Regions from separate parts of the Mus musculus genome. Here region 2 is linked to region 1. A link is a loop called in an ENCODE intact Hi-C map of the cell type or tissue named here. Cell type or tissue: heart. All regions are shown on one strand. Links, peaks and the distances in the headings refer to the core of each region. The heading gives the core; the rest is flanking DNA.

Region 1 (10,621 bases), core at 1,777-9,776:
CCTCATTTTCTTTTGTGTAAATAGCTATCATTTCTAAACAGTGTACATATGTTGTTCAGCGATGACTTGGAAAAACAGTTTACTTGACCCAGAACTTAGGATTGTAGATATTTTAGCATCAGGGAAAGGGGGCAATGGCACCTGAATTTGCATTTTACCTCTGCCTTAGACACCTTGTGTAACCTTATACTCTCAGGGACGGACGAAGTTTCCTTGTCTGTAATGATGAAATGAGACAAGTAGGAAACCTACCCACCTCTAATGTTCTTTGGTTAAAATATCCAGAAGACAAAGCTGCTTGCTGTATGAGACTCGGCAACATCAGCTGCTGAGTGCATTTGCTACCACTGTGGTCTTATGTGTGTGCCTGGCTGGGATCTCACTCCCACTTCCACTTGGATGTGTCTGCTTCTTCTATCTTGCCTTCCTCAGCGGTAGCAGCACCCAGCATATGTGTAAGTTTCTTTTGTACAATAACAGCAGAGACTACATGCCACTCAGATAACCTATTTCATTTTTAAAGTATGTTTGGTCATAATAGGGACTCATCTAGGAACTTCTGGTGCTGAGGAAGTTGGGCTTGCCATTTATTTGTACTGTGATCTCTGCTGCTCACTTGAATTCTGTAGCTAGCCTAACTTACTCCTAGTGGGAGAAGAGAGTACCCAGACTGTGAACCCAGAGTAGTCAGGCTTCACTGCTATGCTCTTCTCAGCAAGGTCAGATGTGGAGGCAGAAGGCATCTTGCCTTTCCAGTACCCAGAGGAGGTATTTCCAACATCTGAAGGAGAGAAGTAGAGCCACTAGTTCATGAGGGAGGGAGGGAGGATGTGGCAATGAGAAAGACAATCTAGTTTATATACTGGTGGAGAGTGATTTATCACTAAGCCCAGATTTCTAGATTAACTCTGAGGGCAGAAGTAACAGCAGTTCATAGTCTCTGCTCAAGCTTTCAGTGTGTTCCATCCAAAACTTGGTTAAACATGGCTTGGAACTCACGCAATAATGCACTTCTTTCTGGATCTCACAGTAAGGCTAACCATTCAAAGAGGAGAAAAAGGAGGTAAAAAAAAATAAGGAAGAGTTGGTCGGAGTTGTTCCTTTACTCCCAACATGTTGAGAAACAGAATGACACCTTATAAGACCCCTTCCAAATGGTATGCCTTCTTTTTGCAGTGTTCGGTGGGCAGAGGAATACTGACTTCAGTATTCAGTAATTTCAAGTGCATGGCATGCAGAGGATTGAAGCAAAAATGCAGGCAGCTAGAGGCAACAGTCAGGATGCTAGATACGGGACCTCTAGGTTGCTTCTAAAAGGGTCTGCTTACCTTTGCTCCTTCCAAGACTGTTCGGAGTCTGCAGGAGTAAGTGTTGTTTGCATTGGCTGGCCTGAACACAGAATGAGCAGTGGAGGTGGCTTGAAGGCCCAGGCTTCACTTCACTTGACCTTTCTCATGGTGTTCCTAATGAATTTTGATGGGCCGGTTGCCAATGGAGGCTTCTAGCTGCTGACTTCCCCCACATGCTGGAGATCGTATGAGTAGGGAAGAAGGTTAAACACCACGTCTTTTAGCTAGCAATCCGCACCAGGCACCTTATCCACCCTGGTCCAACAACTGGTGCCTGTCTGGAGAGGTTTTTGTTGTCTTTCGCGAAAGTCAGATAGCAGTGCTTTGCTAATGTAAGAGCAAGTAGCTGAAAGCACCCTAAGAGTTCTCACACCAAGATTTGGGTACTTCCCTTCCTTCCTCTCTGCCTTCAAAGTGAGGATCCTAAAAAAGTCCGAGAAGGAGGCTGCCAAGGTGAACTGGGATAGACACAACTCAGTCTCATCAATGAACGCCCCTTGTATTATTCAACTGCTTTGAATAGGGCGCGACCAGCCTTTCTTCCTCCTATGCTTCAGGAAGCAGAGCGGGAAGAGCCCGGGTGTGCATATGTGTGCACCGGGATGAGTTGAGTGAATCTGAGAGGGTCTTTTCTGGCTGGGTGGATGGATATTGGGGAGTGACGTCACCCCGCCCCCTCCCCTCCTCTTCTCTACTCTCTCTCTCTCTCTCTCTCTCTCTCTCTCTCTCTCTCCCTCCCTCGTGCTTGTGTGCGCGCGCACGCGCTGTGTTTTGTGTGTGTTGTGGGGTCTCTCTCTCTCTCTCTCTCTCTCTCTCTCTCTCTCTCTCTCTCTGTGTGTGTGTGTGTGTGTGTGTGTGTGTGTGTGTGTGTGTACACGCGCCTCCTCGCCCGGCTCTCCAGCCTGTTCCTCCTTACTCCAGCTCTGTGACCCTCAGTGAGTCTGCCGTCCGGATTGCCGTCCGGATTGAAGGTTCGCCAGCGGGCGCAGCGGACTGGCTCTCTACGCCCGGGACGCACCCACACTCACACTCGGGCGCAGACGGCACACACACACAATCCCCAAGCGTTGGGCACAGCGATTCCGTGGGATCTCCAGCAGTTATGAGGATTTTAGAAATCACCCAGTCAAGGAAACAAAGAGAGAAGCCTAGAAAATTACTTTCTTGAGCTCCCTCATTGCATTCCCCTAACCGAGCCACCTCGCCGGCAACTGTGACCGCCAGGTTCCCGCCAGGTTCAAGGTGTGGGCTGGCCACTCTGTCCTGGCCCTGGCCGGTGCAATCAGGACCCCACTCCCGAGCTGCGAGCACCCTTCGCTCGCTCCCCTCACCCCAGCGGGCCTCAGTATCGGGTTATCTCGCTCGCGCTTCACTTTTGGGGGGAAGAAGACAAGAACCGGAGGGAGGCGCTGAGGGGGGCAGCCGAGTTGCTATTTGTGGCCAAAGAATCTGCTTTAAAAGCAGCAGCGGCGGCAGCAGCAGCAGGAAGGAGGAAACGGGAGAGGCGGAGGGAGGAGGCGAGACGCGGCCGGACCCCCCAGCAGCGCGCCGGAGCAGCCGCGCGCGAGGAGGAGGAGGAGGGCGCGGAGCAGCGTGGAGGAGCGGGAGGAGCGTGGAACAGCGGGAGGAGCGGGAGCGGCGGCGAGCGGCGGGCGCCAGGGCCGAGGACACGGCGCTGGCAAAGGGAGGCGGGGCGCTCGGAGGCACGGCCGGGACTCCCGCGGACTCGCCACTTGCGGCTGCCGCGCGGGCTGGGCGGCGGCGGCTGCGGGACTGAGCGGCCGCCCGGAGGCGGCGCGGCCTCGGAGGGCTGGAGCGCGGTGCTGGGAGCGGCGCGGGCGGCGGCTGCCCCGAGCCGACGTGAGCAGGTAAGCCGTCCGGGTTCTGGAGCCTGGGACCCCCGAGTGCCCGGAGCGACTCCGCTCCGGACCCTGGTCAGCCGGGGGTCGGCGATCTGCCCCGGGCGGCAGCGGCCGTTTCTGGAGGGCTATTTTGGATTCTCTGCTCTGAACTCGTGCGGAGAAGGAAAAATAGGAGACACTCGAGGGTCCGCAGCTGCCTGCGGGAGGGGGATTGTTTGGAGCGCTTTCTGTGGCCCGGTCGAAGCTTTAGGTCTGCTGCGGGAATCTGGTGTACTCACACACACTCGCTCCAGGCGAAGGAAACGCATAATTTATTATGAAGAGTTGAAGTAGTAGGAAACAATTCAAAAAGAAAGCTCCCAACCAAAGATCCTTAGCTTTGCTACACGCTGATTGTAGGCTTTTCTATAGACATGTTAAAAACAACAACAAAAACTTGCCCTGGTTCTTCTCCGCGACGTTGATTTTATTTTAAATCTTTAACAAGTGAAGTCAGTTTTAGTTCCGCTTAGGTTTTTTTTTCCCCAGTAAGTATGAGCTTGGTTTTCATTAATCGTGTGTTTTAAATTACAAATAGTAGTGCCGTTCTTCAAAACCCCGACTATCTCAACCCACTTGTGTTGTTTCCAGTTCTCCTCCCAGTACTCTACTTGCCTAACATCTCCTGTTGCCTGGGTTTCTTTGACTGGGTTATATCCCCCAGCCTCATCTACAATCTGCACCGTAAATACCCTGGAAAATTCCTGAGGGATCGCTGGCCCAGTAGTTGCTCCTAAACTGTTTATCTTTTCTCTTTTACGTGCTCAGATCGTCAATGCTAGCGAATTAAGAGGCAGCAACTCACACATTTTGAGCCCTTTAGTAACTAGTGACTGCTTAGTTCACAGATTTGAGGTTGTAATTAGCTACAAATGCGGACTTTGGTGTATTCTTTTTGCCGGTCTGTAGCACAGCTACCCTGACTCCCTTCAACCAGAGGTACTTCTGATGGTGTGCCTATTTCTCTGTCTCAGAGTGCACACAATACGGTCTCAACTTAATGCAAATCCAGGATGATATACCCAAACTCAAAACATTCTGATTGAAACGAATCTTTAAATGATCCCAACTGTGAAAGCACTGTTGATGTTCATGAAGCTTAGTAGACATTATCCTCCTTTGAACAGATCTCCTATATGGCCCCACAGATATTGTACCAAAGAGGAAGCACATTTTCTATGCTCTGTATCCAAATTCTTGAAACAGATCTCCTAAATGGACAATAAAATTTTCCCTACCTCCTGCCTCCCATAATTATGTACTGTACTGTCCTTTTCAATGGAGCTAGCAATTTTGTGACAGATTTTTTTAAATTCACCCGCATGTTATCAGCTATTATTGTACTTTCAAAGTGTGAAATTGACAAGCTGGTCAGTTTCATGAATTCAGCTGTCAGATTGTGTCCAGTTAAAAATTGCTAAAAGCTGTAAATGTGCCTGCCTGGAATTTTCTTTTGTGAAGGAAAGACACAAGGGAATGGAGAATTAAAGGGTGTTATTAATTGTAAATATTTTTAAATAGGTACTGTTATGGGAAACACATTGAGATTCCTACAACCATAAACATGTCATTTAGATATGCCTATCTAATTTAAAATAATGAGCACTTAATAGAAAACCCTTAGTAATGGTGACACAATAGAAACGGGACTCAAATAGGAAAAGTGGCCCTCAGATGTATTTTAAGGCAGATGGCTGAGATAATACTTTCTGATGACATGTAAAGAGGCAGATGTGTCAACTCTCCTTTTGTGGCAGTTATATGGCAAAAATTCTTGGCCAGTGAAGTTGGACAATTAATATAAGTAACTAAATGCATATATGTACATATGCATTTATGTATATATATAAATATGAGTATGTATGTAATTATAGATACAAAACTGCTTAAAATACTGCATGCCATTATTTGACAAGCTTTTTAAGATACACACTCATTTAAAACCAAAATACCCCAAAGTCTAGAACTAAAAATTGGATTCCCCTCAACTGCTGCTATTTGCTAAGCCACTAGGGGCCTGTATAACTGTTCTTATATTCAGGAGACACCCTGCTATGGCTTACACAAACCCTTCCTAGAAGACATTTAAGAAAAATTCAAGTAGGCAGTTCTGTAAGTTTTTTTCTTTTTCCTTTTGAAAATCCCCAACCCATGCTCTGACATTAGCTGTGAAGGCTGATTAAAGGATATTTCAAGAATTTTATTTAGGTAATCTATGGTACTCTGGTATTAGGGTGATTTTTCATATAGACTCTGAAACAAAAAAAAAAATACTTATGCAGATTCTTATTCAATGCCTGTTTCTTAGTTTATGGTAAAATAAAACAAGAAAAGAAAACATAAATAACTTTTCCTAATTGGTCTGATAAGGATATTGCTTACACAAGGCAGGTTTAGAAGACAAAGGAAGCAGAGTTACTTTAAAGGAAGTATGCACACAGATTAACAGTGTGATTGGAATGCTTTTAAAAGTGCTGTATAAGTTTGTGAGGAAGGAGACGCTGCAGCTCTAAGTGGAGTTCACTGAGCACTTGAGTGACATGGACTGAGGGTGCTGTATACATTTTTTAGTGTCATGTTCAAAAATTTGAAATCGATCAGCTGTGCCAATCCTGATGACATTAGACAGTAATGTCAAGTCTACTTACACTGATCTTTTTGTTGATATTCAGTTTTTCAAATTGAAAGGGGTGGTTCTTTATAGAACACACTGTAAATATTTCCATATTGGATTCCTTCAGACTTACATGTTCTATCATGGCACTGAACGACTCTGTATTTTAGAGGATAAATGTGGAATTATCAACACCATCTTATATGAAAAATGCCACCCTACAGAATATCGATTCTTTAAGGTTTTTTTTTTTTTTTTTAATTAAAGCATCCCTAGCTAATTTCAGCATGTATTTGTAGGTAGTCTAAAGTTGTAGCTTTCTTGTGTCCTGAGAACTTTAGACTTATTAAAGGCAACTTTGACATCTATACAAATGGCAATGGCCCTTAGTTCTTGTACCCAAAGTTTCTTTGAAAGAACTTTATCTTTGATGTACAATACTTAAGAGGGTGGCTACAAAACACACTTGCAGTTACTAATCCAGATACTAAAGAACTAAGTATAAAGATAATAATGCCCAGTTTTCCAGTGTGTATTTGATAAGTCCCATATTTTATAAAAAAAAAAGACAGCCATTTTTAATTGAGAAGGTCAATATGAGTAAGAGAGATTGTGTTAAACCAGATTTATTGGTAATTTCTTACTGCCTCGTGGATTTCTTTATTCTTTCTTGTTTAATCCATGTACTGTTCAGAACGTCCCTAAGGAAAGGTGTTTAATTGTGGTGGCACAAAGGTAGTTTGTGGCCTCAAGCAAAATCAGTACTTTAAAACCTTCTGATTTATATTATCACTAATTTGCCAAAGAGGACCAAGGAGAGGAGTTATTTTTTGTAGACTATGAGACTGGGGATCCCTGTGTAATAATACTTCACTGAAGTAGTTTGGTAATGTGGAAGGAGATTACGTAGATAGTATTTGCCAGTGACTTTTGGTGAACAGGTGTCACGTGCCTAAGTGTCTGTGGGTTTTGTATTACAGTAACATTTCTACTAAAGGATGGGTTTGCTTTGGATATCCCCTATGGATAATCTCATTTGCTTCTAATCAGGAATTGGTAATGCTTATGAAAATGTCATCCTTGGTTTGAGTATATTTCAACAAGGAAATTGTCGAAATTTCCCTTCTATTTTTTAAAAAAGGAGAAGTATATTTAAGTTTTTCACAGTTAAGCTCTAAGGAAAGACAGCTAAAAGAATACATGGCTTGCGTTCACTGATTGCTCATCTCATAAAATTATAGCATCCAGTGTAAAAATTGAGAGGGTTTTTTTTTCATGTTGTAAGTCTTGGCAAGGTCAAAGAGCAAATGCTCATATTTTGTAGCAGTCTCTGACTTAATGAAACCTAAATATTAATGCCATGATAAAATGGTGAGTTTGGAGCACACAAGGCAGCTTTCTGACCAGGCACATAACATGAAATTTCCTTAAACTGTTAGCTCCTTGTTTCCTGATTAACAAATCACGGATGTTTTTATGCAGCTAGCTGATTTCATTTCTTTCTATTAATATTTTATTAATGAAAGTATTTTTAAGACTTGGGCATTAAGACTTGACATTAAAGTCACTTAAAATTCTGTTCATTCATATTGCCACCCCTCTCAAAGCAACTCGGGAGAAATGGCCCGAGATGATGCTTGCAGAGTCTTCTCGCTCAAGATAATTCAGTGGCCAATTTGAATTAGTTCTGTTTGATGCTGATATACTTAATCAATCAGTCTATATCAATATTTTTTGAAGGAATGCCTTTCATGGCTCTTTAACCATGATCTTCTGTTCCCTAAGTCAAATTTCTGTATGTAACAGGCAATAAATTGACAAAAATCATTTGGAAAGCAAAAGCAGCTTTTTCTGTCTGTAAGGGCTAGGTCATGGATACAGGCAGACCAGCCGACAGTAATGGACCAACCACTTAGGTGATCCTCTCCCCCAACACTACCAATGGCTGTGTGGCACTGACAACAGAGTGTTAAGAACCGAGTCCCATAGCAGAGCACCATTTGAGCCTAGGCTTTGTCATGGTGCTTTGCGCTCACTGACCAGAAAGACTGCCTCTTTGCTGAGGGTTGACCTTCAGATAACAGTGTCAGGAGATTCATAGCCCTCTCATGTTGCTGTTTACTGGCTTTAACATTCGTAAATCCATCAGCTTCTTGAAATTAATTGAATTTACAAAATCTTAATTGTCTTTAAAGAGCAACAAAAAAAAGCCAACCTTTGAGCTAATGTAGCAGTAGCTAATGAAAGAAATTGAGGTTGAGGAATTGATTGTAATTTTTAAAAAGTTTCTTGGATCTGTTTGGAGATTTGTGGAAATTGTATTTTAAAATAAATAGAATGATCAACTGTAAGCATTGGATAGCAAGGTATCAGAAATTCCTATGTAATGTCAACTCACTCTAATCTATCATCTCTCTATCTATCTATCTCTCTATCTATCTATCTATCTATCTATCTATCTATCTATCTATCTATCTATCTATCTATCTATCTACATCTATATCTATTTATTTTTTCTCCAGCCTTTGAAAAGATGGATGGCAATAGGTTTTCTCTAAGGGAAACTCAGGCTCTCAGTCCTATCACATTCTCCCTGGGGTGGGAGGCAGCATTTGAGAGTCTCAGTTTCACCATCTCTAAGGAAGAGAGAATAACCACCCAAACGATGACAGTCCAGCTAACAGTGTAATAAACAATTCTTATTTTTTAAGGTGAAAAAAGGACCTATGTAAGCTCTATATGTGTTAGCCATGTGTATGCTTCATGCTAGGCACATGTTTAATTGTTGACTGATTTAAAACTCAGATCTGTTGGATGTAGGTGTCTACATCCTTCCCTCCTCCTCTGCTTTCTGGTGTATATTTGTTGTAATCACTGCATATCCTAGAACAATCTTTCTTGCCCAGCGTGTTCATTGCAGTCTGTGCATATTAGCATGCCTCAGTACACCACTATCTCAGAAAAGCTTTCAAACTAAAAGCTAGAAATGACTTTGCCTAGAATGTACGGGGAGCATTTCCTTTAAAAGTCAAGAATGAATTAATAGATTCCCAAGGATAGCTGTTGATGTGGAACTGCAGTTTTGGGGAAAGAAATGCTTAGAAACGCAGTTAATTAAAATACTAAACCAAAATAAGTGCTTTGAAAAAAGTGCACTGCATCTTAGAAAGCTGCTCAGCCCTTGCCCAGTGCAGCTGTCTTTTCCTCAAAGATCCAGTTTCAAGAGCGGTGATGGATGGTGGTGCCTGTAGCCAGTTGTGGGGTTTGCTCTGAGGTCAAATGTGTTGATGGAAGATAGGAATTTACTTACTGCATTCTGTCTTTCCCTAAGACCCACCAGCACAGTTCCACAGGAAGAAATGAGACTAGCCACATCAAATACCGACACAGTGTCCTATTATAGGTCAAAAGACATTTGTTTAGTGTTTACCATACGATTATTTTCCATCCTCCCCAGCGTTCACTACAACGAAATATTGAATGGCACTAATCATTTCTTTTTTCACACATAGGCCCTCAACTCCCTGGGAAACATATCTCCTCCATGTTGTATTTTAATCGACATATTCTTAAAGGTTTTTAAAGGGGGGGACCTTACCAATTCATTCTTCTCTGGTTGAAATGGTTCAGTCTGATTCCTCAGATCTGTTTTTATACCTTAGTCTAATCTTTCTCATGATTTTTTGACTAGCAGGGAATAATAACCTAGAAATACCTTAAATACTCCAAATCTACTTACTGTTCATGTAATCAGTTTTATTTATTTTTCCTTGGAGGATTATAGTAGTTCCCGACAAGAAAAAAAATGTTGAAAACAACTTCTATCGGAGGCTCCCACGGGTGGGTACTGCTCTGAGCTCTTTCCTTGATTCTTGCTTTCTTCTCTTCATGGATTCTCCTTTCCTGTGATGTTCAGGCCTCCTAGCTTCCATCTCTATTATAAACTCTTTGAATATTGATTAATCTTCTCAGATTCTCCTCTGCTGTCTCCTGGGATATTCCTGTCAAGTTAGCATAGAACCAACAGTTTCTGCATAGATTACCCTGAAAGTAGATTTCATAGCACTCCTCAAGTACCTATCCTAAATTTCTATCAGCTGGACGGATCGTTGTCAATAAAAGGCTTTCCTGAATCACGAGCTCTGAATAATAAACTCTAAATAATATCTCCCATACAGTATTTGTAGTCATTTTCCTTCACACCACACCTCATCTGATTTAGCCCTCCGGAAGGAAATTTGGTGTCATCCTTTGCACCTATCTTCTTCCCTTCTTGTTATCCAGTTCTGTAGTTCTATTCCTGGAATTTCTTTATTGTATGGCTTCCTTTCCCTTTCTGACTTTACCATGTGCTTGGATGTTCTGCAGCCCATAAATAGCTTTCCATGTTGTCTTAGTGTTTTCTCTCTCTTCTTTTCTGAAATGTGGCATTTTCTTTTCCCCTTGTCTATACAATCAAGAGCAAACTCCCCATCAACAGCTGACACAGTCCTCTGCAGGCTGACTGTAATTTGCATGTCCTGCCAGCTTTCTCACTCAGAGCCCCAAGGTGACCTGTTTTTGAGCAAGAGCAGATCCTGAACTATCTTGGGAGTGTCTGCCGTGGGATTTTCTGCTTCTCAGATATGATTCCAAGAATCCCTCTTTCCTCTATGTCTATTGTATCAATTTGTGATCATTGAAGTCTTTCTAAGTGTTGTCTAACCAACTAATGCCCAACTCACTTACTCTGTCTTTTTCTTTGGATTGAATGGAAC
Region 2 (10,621 bases), core at 1,080-9,079, 79 kb after region 1:
GACCATGAGCAGAAGACTCTTTACTTGGAGCATAGACAACATAGCAGTGGCTATATCACTAAAGAAAATAATTCCCATTACCTGCCAGTAGCAGGGTGGGGAAACTCATAAGGTCCTCTGTCACCTGTGATGTAATACTAAAGGACTCATTTTGAGCAGGTCCAGAGTAGGTAGCCAAGGCTGCTGTGAGTTAATGATCACAACATTCATACCTATCTAGAATATAGTTTTCATTTTCTCCTCATCCTTCTCTTAATATTTTTCCTACGCCATTTCCACAGTGCTCCCTGGTTCTTAGAGAAAAAAATACAGATGCAACAGTCATTTGTTCTTGACAGTTTGTCCATGTATGAGGCTCTGTCACTTCAAAAAGAAGATTATCTGACCAAGGCTGAAAGCATGACTTGTCTATGTTTATAAGTACAAATACTTACATGGTATTCAGTTGCATGCCCATTTTGTAAAACATCAGTAGTAGATGGCTTGAGTTATTCACTCCTATAAATCAGGTCCATCCTCAAAACAGCAGTGCTACTGTTGTACAAGTTGGCACATCTTGCCCAGAATGTTGGTACTGTAGCATGCATACTGCTATGTTGGATAAGATCATAGATGAATTTGTCCTCCAGCAACTTTCATAGCACTTTCCAGTACCATGAAAGCTAGCCAGCAGGAAAGAAGTTTCCAGCTCAGTTTTAACTGTTGGGTTTTTTTGGTTTTGTTGTTGTTGTTGTTGTTGTTGTTGTTGTTGTTGTTGTTACTGTCTTTAATAAGCAAGAAAAAAAAGGATGAAGACAGTTGTACTCTCACTTCAAATATTGGGGAAACCATATTAGTAAAAGCAGCTTTGACTCCGTGTTGCTATTGTGCATGAAAAGTAGATGCTGATTTCCTCTAAAACAGTGGTTCTCAACCTGTTGGTTGCAACCCCTTTGTGGGAAGAATGAACCTTCCACAGGGGTTCATATCAGCTATCTTGTATATCAGGTAATTACATATGATTCATAACAGTAGCAAAATTACAGTTTATAGAGTAACAAAAAAAGTAATTTTAGGTTGTGGGTCATAATCTCATAAGGAACTGTATTAAGGGGTTGCAGCATTAAGAAAGTTGAGAATTTTTTTATTTTCATTTATTCTAAAATGTATTTGTTTTATTTTACTCTATGTTTTAACTGTTTAGTCTGCTGCATGTCTTTATGTACATCCCTTGCATGCCTGGTACATGCAGAAGAATAGGGTGTCAGAAACCCTAGAACTAATGTTACAGATGGTTGTGAGACATCAGTTGCGTGCTGGGAGCCAATCCCAGGTCCTCTACAAGAGCAATAAATGTTCTTGATGATTGAACTTTCTCTAGAACCAATATTGATTTGATTTTATCTATTTATCATTATTTATTTTATGTGTATTGATATTTTGCGTGCTTATATGTCTATGTATCTCATGTGCATGGTGCTTTGGAGGCCAGAAGAGGGCATCAGATACCATAGGACTGGAGTAAGAACCAATTGTGAGGTTGCATGTGAATGCTGGGACTTGAACCAGAGTTCTCTGGAAAAGCAGCCAATGCTCTTAGCTGCTGAGCCATCTCCCTAGTCCCATATTTTGTTATTTTAAAACTATGTATGCCTGTATGTAGTTATGTGTATGTGAGTGTAGGTGCCTAATGAGCCCAAAAGAATACTTTGGATCCTTTGAAGTTACAGGTGGCTATGAACTACCTGCCATTAAGTACTGGGAACCAAGCTTGTGTCATTTTGAGGCATAAGAATCTCAGGACAGATAATAGACTTGGGCATCAAGAATCACTTCATAGTTCTTCATAAAAAGACATTCATATTTATTCCCATGCATCTTCAAGCATGTAATTCCAACCCTTTCTGTATTTTGATTCTGGGACACATCTCAAAAGCAAATTATTTTCTAGCACATGTAAAGGTGGAAATGACCACAATGTTCAGCTTCATTATTTGTTTTAGGTGATCCTGTAACATTCTCTATGTTGACTAACAAAGCCAAAATCAAATCTCTCTCTCTCTCTCTCTCTCTCTCTCTCTCTCTCTCTCTCTCTCTCTCTCTCTCTCTCGTACATACACACACACCACTAAGTTAAATGCCTTCTCAAACTCTGGTGTTTGTGACCCATTTTTAACAATTAAAGGTGACTTATATAGTCTTAAAAGAACATGGTATTCAGGAAAAGGGTAATAGCTTTTGTTTTCTTTCTCGTATGCCTAGAAACTTGCCTGGTTTTCTTTCCAAAATGACTGGAGAGTTTTGGGGTTCTGTGTGCTTTTGCTGTGTTTCTGATGGTAGTTTCCCTAAGTTTGCACATCTAACCTTAACTTACCTAGCATGAAACCCTGATTTCATTCACGTGAAGGATTTATGCACAGTGTAGCCACCACCCACTTTGCAATCTCCATGTGTGGCTTGATGATTTTTTTTTCCATGCCCTTTATTCCTTTGGCTAATTGACAATGGTTCTGTGGCATGGCTTTGACTGGGAAAGTTCTTGTTGGTAGCCAAGGCCCTCTGCAATCTGGTGGCAGAGGAATTGGCAGGAAGCACTAGGAAGGCATTTTATATTGCAACCTTTTACTGAAAGATTGAAAACCCACTATAGGTCATCCAAAGGGTATTCAGGTTTGGGCAGAACCACAGCTAAGGGAATTCACCAAAAGATCCTGTCTTCAGAGACCCTAGTCAGATTAAAATTTTCTATATTCCCTTCTGCACGAATGAAGTTTCTGTTCAGTTAGCCTTATGGCTCCTGTCTATGCTAGCTTTGCCAGATTTGACTGTAACACCGTTTTACTATGGAAATCAGCAACTCTCCCGCATTAGTCACTGCCATTTCTTGGTTTCAGTCTCTTTTAAATACATGTTCCATCTTACCAGACTTCTTTTTGTGCTTTTGTGCCTACACACTCAGCCATGAGTTCTGGTGGGCTGTGGGTGGCCTCCTCATTTCTATTGAACAGCTTCATAAGGAGCCCAGCTGTTCTCTGTCAAGGGTTTTTCTCTTTTATTAGTCTCAGAAGGCAGGGCTGGCAGGGTGCAGCATGTTGGTACAAGATCCCAGCTGTTGTAATTGAGCCTTTGGACTCCCTGATCATTTGAAACTTGGAGAAAATTTGACCTCATCATGGCATTTGTTTCTGTTTCTTCATTTGTTTGATTTTGCGTATCTTACAGTACGGTGATCACTCTGAAACCTAAAAACAGTATGGAGAAAATTGAAGTTGGATTTGCTTTTCAATTTGTGTGTTTGAGGGTGATGTAAGAACTAGGTAAAATGTTAGTTAATGAGGATACAGATAAATCTGTCCGGGTATACCTTTATTTGGTAAACAGCCTAAGCGACCTTAGCAAGATTTATTCACATTTTAAAAAATAGTGTGATAAGAAAGCCATTTTTGAGAGGCACTTTGGAAAATGGTTCGGAATTTAAAGAATTTGAAAGCAAACTCAGAGCCAAACCGAGATTCTGCTTTAAAAGAACTTTGCACTTTTATTTATCTATTTTCCTCCCCGGTTCTTTGGGTGATTCTGTAGGACAGGAGCTCAGGACAGCTGCTCTGATAAGCTCACCAGCTATTGAATAATGGAATCAAACACTTTAAGCAATGAAAATATCCACTTTCACTTTATTGTGGAAGATTGACAGACAAGAACATACATAATAACATACATTTATATTTAAGAAATGTAACTTATTTAAAACAGGGAACCTTGAGGGAAATGCTTGGTTGGGACTGAGTCATTACCCAGTTAAAAATAACCTTTCCAGGTCATGGCGTTTTGTTTGCCGCAGTGAAATAAGTTTATTTCAGCAGAATGAAGCCATTATTAGCTTGGCAGAGTCCACTTGTCAGAATTTTATGGAGCAGAACACCGTTTGGCTGGGAAATTCAATAAATACTGTAATGTGAGAGGAGTTAAACTCCAAGGGCTGAAGGGGCAAAGAGTGGGGGATTTGTTGCTAATTCATGGTTTTACAGCTTCAGAATAGCATTAGGATGGAGGGTGAGTTATCATTAGAGGTCAGGTGCATGCACCTTCTGTGAACTGCAGAGGAACCTGGATATGAGAGTAAAATAAAAACTTTAAGGTGCATTAGGAGGCAAAGTCCTGACTCAGTGATGTGAATATGACGTATCCTGGTACTCAGGTTTTCAGTGTTTCTTTTTGGAAGTTAATATTTCCTTACCTGCTGTTTTTGTCCTATCTTTGGTTCCTATAGCCTATGAGTGGCCTTGAAAATCCCACAACAAACCTCAGTCATTAGAGCAGCACTTGATGTGAAAATGGACCAGAGCCTTTTGTCAATGCAACAGCATAAAAAACCCAAACTATTGGCCACTCTCAAGTGAAACTCTGCTGGCTTCACCTTGAGCAACTTTGTCAGCATGACAGAGGGCTTAATTCCTATCTCTGTCACAGTATCACCCTAGGCAAGTTCTGTAACTTCAGCAAGCCTTGGTTTCCTTATCTGCAAAATGGTGCTAATAATGGTATTTACCCTACAGAGTTACTTGAAGGTAAAAATGAAATCAGGCATATAGATTTAGAAAACTATCTAGCAAATTAAGCTAAGGACTTCATATTTCTTGGTTGAAAACACCAGTCATTCTCACTTAGAGACTTACTAAGGCGAAAAGCCTCTAACTTATTGGGAAATACACTCAACAAACACTGTGCCTGATGCCATTTCCTGGATGTATGCCATTATCCATTGACTTCTGAGTGTCAGTGCACAAATGTACTTTGTGTTTTACATAATTAAAAATCATTTTGTAGGTACATATTTGTGTTCTGGTTTTAACATTGATCACCTTATGGACATTAACATTAATTTTGTGATTGGTAAGTTATTATCAATCATATTATTCACTCGTTATTTAATATTCTGATCGTGTTTATGTGCTTTAATTTGCTTCACTTGGGGGGGGTCAGGGTTTGGCTTGCTTCTGCAGTGGAATCTTCAGGGATGGTTAGGGAAGGTTACTTGGTGGAGAGAAATATTCAAGACTTAGAGAAGAAACTTATTTTGAAGTAAATTTTTACCTCATACTGGTTTGAGATTATTTTATTATTATTTAAATTGTTGAATTTAATATGAAAAAGAAATACAAAGCATTAATATGTGAGTTTTCTTGAAGCTGTCTTTGTACTGAGATAGGTTGGAATGTCCTTTAATATGTATTATTAAAAAGGATGAGTTGGGTGTGTTATAGCCAGGTTTTTGAAGAAATTGGGGTTACAAAATTCCATTTAAGCAGGTGAAAAAGTTCAGGAGATCTGTTATGCAACATGGTGACAAGAGTTAATCACAGTGCATTCTATACTTGAGAATTGCTAAGAATACATTTTTAAATGTTCTTTAACACAGAGAAGATGGGAAGCAATAGATATGCTAAGTTTTGCCATTCCACAGTATGTACATATGTAAAACTATGTTAGACACTATTATTGTGTAAACATTATTTACATTCATTGTTATAGGAGAAAATTAACATTATCTACAAACACAGCACTTTTAAGTTGCCTAACTGGAAACTCATATGGACATATTGTTGGTTGGATCCACCTGCTGAACTGTGTAAGGACATACAATGAACTGTTTCTCTTTGTCAGAAGTTTTTGGACTTTAGAGATAGGGTCTATACTGTGCCCTTCCAGAAAGGGTGTTCAGTGCAGGCTGTGAGCATAGTTTGTATCGTTGTGCAACAGTCTGATCTCCTCACATACTCTGCACAATATGATTACGAGCTTCTGAGTTCATTTAATTATGAAACCTCCGTGGAGTTCATTATTGTAGAATATGAATACAGTGCACTATGTAACCTAACCTTAGGAAACTAGAGGAATGTGCAGTTTGGCTGTTTTACACTTTGTTTAGTGCTTTGCCTAATGTGCCTTTCCCGTTGGTCCTTTTCCTTTATTAATTGGTTGTGATTTCACGTTAGTTCCCTTCTTTCCATTTGTCATAAATATGTCTTTTCCCGAGGGAGGGTGCAGGTCTCCCGACCTTGTCTCGTCTTCAACTTAATACCTTCATCCCCTAAGGGTACTTTCTTTGAGACTGATAATTTAAACTAATATGGATTAAGAGACTCCTGCACCTCAGGCTTCACAGGCAGCCTCTAAGCCTTCTGGAGGCCTCACCAAAGTCAATTAAAGAGCAGCCCCTGGACTCCCAAGATTCTTCAGATAAACAATGCACTTCTTGACAGCTGATTGCCAGCTGCTGACAATAAATTGTATTTCTTGTGCCATCCCTTCAGTCTGAAGGTGCACCAAGGCAAAACATATTTTGAGTCATAAATTGTAGAGTCTCACACTCAGGGACATCAAAGAATGACTGGGAATAAAACAGCTACTCTCTCCCCCACACCGTCCCTGAATCCTGCTTGTAATTATAGCTGAACATAGAAGAGGATTTCTTCCCAGAGTAATGGCTCCCGTGGGGTTTTTCACTGGAGCATGTTAATTTATACTTACAATATCTGCCCAAACTGATCAATAACAAGACTGACCGAGATGTGCAGAGCCAAGCACAAGAGAGACTGATCGAATGTATCTCAATAATAAACATGAGTCAAACCATTGCCAAGCCTATTTTTTTATGTCATCTTTCTTAGCTGGGCATGAAGAAACTGAGTTACAGGGATTCTTGTTTCTGTTTCTGATCTCAGTTTTTTGGGGGACACTATATCTGGGCCTTAATGATAATTAATATTCATTTAAGAGCTATCACTCAGGTCTTTTCACTCCACAAGTCTTCCCAACTGAGAACCTGTGGCACCTCTGTGACTCAGAAGTAGTGTTTACCATCTCAGATAAAAACTAAGGCATTTTAGCTTGTCAGAAACTGCTCTGGACATTTTCTTTGGACTTCTCCGGATATGTTCAAATGAAAATGTTAATCGTTTGGCTGTCTGAGTAGGACAGTATGCAATCTAAACCCCTTCAGGAACTTGTGTCCAGATTATGAACTGCATATAAAAACAGTGTTTGAATTTTTGCGAGTTTTTCTATTTTGCCCAGGAACATAATGTGTGAGCAAATATGTCTCCTTGGCCTGCTGACTGCAGCATTCACAAAACCCCAGGATTTGGCTGAGTTTGTGGAACGCCAGCCTGAGGCAGCGAAGCTTGTTTGCTGTGCTGATTAAAAGGCAAGCTTGAAGTGGCTGAGGAGATAGTGGCATTTCTGGCTGTGTGTGTGTGTGTGTGTGTGTGTGTGTGTGTGTGTGTGTGTAGATGGCCCTTGGTGATGTGGTCTTCTTTCTCTCTCTCCTCTCTTCTTTCTTTTCCTTTTCATCTCTACAGTGTGTGTGAGGAGATGGCAATTGGTCATGTGGTTCTCTGTCTCTGTCTTTCTCATTTGGGCATGCACATGCATGTATGTATGTTTGTGTGTCCATGGGGAAGGGTCTGTGTGTAGAAGGTGGTCCTTGGTGATATTATATGTAGTAGAACATTTAACACTCATTGGAAGTAGATACTAGCTTTAAATTTTCCAGATAATCAAGAAGGAAATTCCTTTTAGGAATACACATTCATTTTCGGCTTCTTTGTAGCTCCCTTCCCCAGACCTTTGTGATAATGCTAATTCGTCCTGAAAGTTCATGAGATTGGCCTAGTTGAGGGATAAGTGAGAAGGTATGTGAAGTGCCGAGGGATGCCCACGTTTACTGTGGCTAATGTGGAAGTTCCAAAGTGAAAAGAACTAGATGTATACATAGAAAAGAGAATGGATTGGAATTACATCATTTGGCATTATTAACAGCTCCATATTCTTAGTAATTCATAACACTGTTTCTTATCACATCTAGCTATCAATATTTATTAAGTCGTGTTTCAATACCTTATTATGTACACCTGTGTTTCCTCTCCATGTGGGCATAAAGGGGCTTGTTCTCCTACGTAATTTTCAATGACTGTTGTAACTCAATATACTGAGGAACTTCATATTTTTTCTTCAGTTTTATGTGATAAAAATATGGCTCAGAGAGGAGAAGTCTTACAGTGAAACTGTCACCATAGGTACATGGAAAGCACCCAGGCTGTGTGGGCTCACAGGTTTCTCTTGGTGTGGATATTCTTTATGGTAGGTTCTGGGATGTATACTAGCTTATTTTCTTATTGCTTTGACTAAGTAGTTGATACAAAGCAAACTTGGAAAGGAAAGATTTCGTGTGTATCCCAGGTTGAAAGGCAAGAGGGCATAGAGGCGGGAGCATGAGGCAGTAGTCACACTGATCTCTTTACTCAAGAAACAGGGAGATATGACAGCTGATGCTTAGCCTACATTCTCCCATTTTCCTGGGGGTTTGTTTGTTTCCTGTCAGTCAAGAACATGAAACCTCATGATGGTGATCCCCATACTTAGGATGAGTCTTCAGTCCTCAGCTAAATACTCGCGTATACCCGGAGGTCTACCTCCAAAGTGTCTCTAAATCCTGTCAGTTGGATTAAAATAACAGATGGATTAAAAGCATAAGCATTATACACTCTGCTTGAAATCACTCATTCAGAGTAGATTCATAGGACCATGTCTTTGGCAAAAGAAAAATAAAGCTATAGAAATCAGAAAGTGAGATAACTAAGGATTTTTATAAAATGTAGCCTTGGGCTCAATAGTTAAGGTTCCCTGTGGCCAACCCTGATGACCTGAGTTCAGTCCCCATGGTCTGAGGCGAGAACCAGCCCCACTTACGTTGCCTCTCATCTCCATGAACATACACACATAGGAAATAACTGTAACAAATTAAATGGAATATGCTACAGGAGTGGTGATCCATATGTTTAATTCTAACCCGTGAGAGTCTGGCAGGTGGGACTCTGAGTTTGAAGCCAGCCTGGTGTGCACAGGACATCCAGGGCTACACAGAGAACCCCTGTTTCAACAAAACAAAACAAAACAAAACAAACAAAAACAGAACAACAAAAAGCCCACCACAACCACCAACAATAAAACAAAACAATACACCTTTATAATCACTGACTTTCATGCCGTGTATAAAAACAAAACAAAACAAAACACTTAAGCTGGCAAAGTCTTAGCATTTAAAATTAAAGTATGTCTTGCTCAAACAACATTCTCAGGATAGTTTTAGGACTGTTAGCAGAACCAGTAACTCTCAAATCATGCCCAAATTATAAAAAGTCTTTTGTTAGGCTACAGAGTGGTTTTGCTTTGCACAGCTGGGGAGAAGAAGCATAGCAATAATTTGTAAGGTTGCATAAAAATATCCTGCTCTTAATTACTACAAGTCTACCCTGAAGCCATTTCCCTGTTAATGCAGGCCTATTCCCAGAGGAAATAGAGCAGCGGGTGAATGTGTTATTACCCATTTGGGCAATGCCTCTGTTTCATTTTTATTTTAGGCCTTCATACTTAACAGGAATGCTTTAAGTGATAACTTAAGGGTAGGAGTTCTTTCTGATGACTGAATGCCTGGACTAACCATTCAGCCATGTTTCTGCCTAAGAGCTTTTCTTTTCTGTTTCATGGTTTACCTACAGCTGTGTTTCATGGTTTTCATACAGCTGTCAGAGTAACCTTGCCGCATCTTTGGTCATTCTGCAATGTAAAGTAAACAGCATGCTACTTGTGAAAGTAGTAGTTTATGTTACTTAAAATAATCATTCATCGTTACTGATTATTTGGTCTTAGATGTTTGTCGCTTCTAATTGAGGTAATAGAAACAGCATGCAGTGGAGGCTTTCCAGTTTCTCCTCTAAGTCCAAGCACTCAAATATTCCATAGCAATTCACTGCGATGCCTTACCTAATTGGCCTTTGCGGGGACATGACTTTGTTCTATACACTGTTTTGAGAGTTAAAGTTATCCATTCCTTATCTCTAAGGAGAACACTATCTCAGCATCCCCAGTCCTACCTCAGGAAGCAGGAAAGCTCCCAGAGCATCTTAATTAAATGTTGCCCAAGGCCTTTATTCTTGCTAGGAAGGTAAACAAAGCATAACCAAACCCCAATCTGTAAAAAAAAAAAAAGAAAAGAAAAAGAAAAAAAAAAAGGCTCTTTCCTTAAAATATCTTAGAAATTATGTTTTACTCTCTCCTGTTTGCTCTGTAGTACTACAGACTATATATTATTTTAAATACAAACACTCAAAAGTTATTAGTAATTCTTTACAAAAGATTTTATAGTCCTTCAATTAAAGAATCCATAGACATGGCCAACAATAAAGAATTGTCCATTTGTTTCACTCTGAGTCACTATGAAAGCTTGCTTCGACTTTCCCTATCACTAATGCAGTTGAGTAGGGCACTTTTAAATATCGCCTTTAGCTCTATTTTATTTTCACTTGAATGACAAAATAGTTCTGTAATCAACAACTGACTTATTCACCTCTAATGCATGTTCATATGCATTTTTGATTACATTTCTTACTTTGCTGCATGTTTGTTAAGTTATAAAGTCCTTTACATAGATCCTGGGCTTCTCTGATACTTCTTCCGCCGCATCCAGTTCTCTTCCAGCTGTTTCTCTCTTATCTGCCATTCTGAAGCCTCTGAGGTCATGCCTGTTTGAAGATTATCCATGTCGTTTTTATACCATATATGGCTATTTAGATTAGTTAAT

The links. Peaks named below come from ENCODE experiments on the same cell type or tissue, not always from the same donor. Only the 100,000 strongest peaks of a DNase experiment are listed, where the experiment ranks them.
Region 2: a loop joins it to region 1, with 2.5 times the contacts of the local background. A loop is called at or near these places in 4 of 42 quality-filtered maps.

The regions. Positions count from the first base shown.
Region 1 is chr4:76,442,239-76,452,859 of GRCm38, reverse strand. The region is part of intron 10 of Ptprd (protein tyrosine phosphatase, receptor type, D); the gene reads left to right. Gm42303 (predicted gene, 42303) reads right to left here and starts at 1,968. Exons shown (of 2, transcript NR_168523.1): 1 at 1,329-1,968. In heart, for the core only: a CTCF peak has its summit at 5,255; a DNase peak (open chromatin) is centred at 2,869; H3K4me3 peaks cover 3,147 bases; H3K27ac peaks cover 2,699 bases.
Region 2 is chr4:76,362,586-76,373,206 of GRCm38, reverse strand. All of the region lies in intron 10 of Ptprd (protein tyrosine phosphatase, receptor type, D), which reads left to right. Among named protein-coding and RNA genes, the nearest start is that of Gm46893, 30 kb to the right of the region's middle. In heart, for the core only: a CTCF peak has its summit at 1,458 (motif pointing right); no DNase peak of the experiment used is centred there.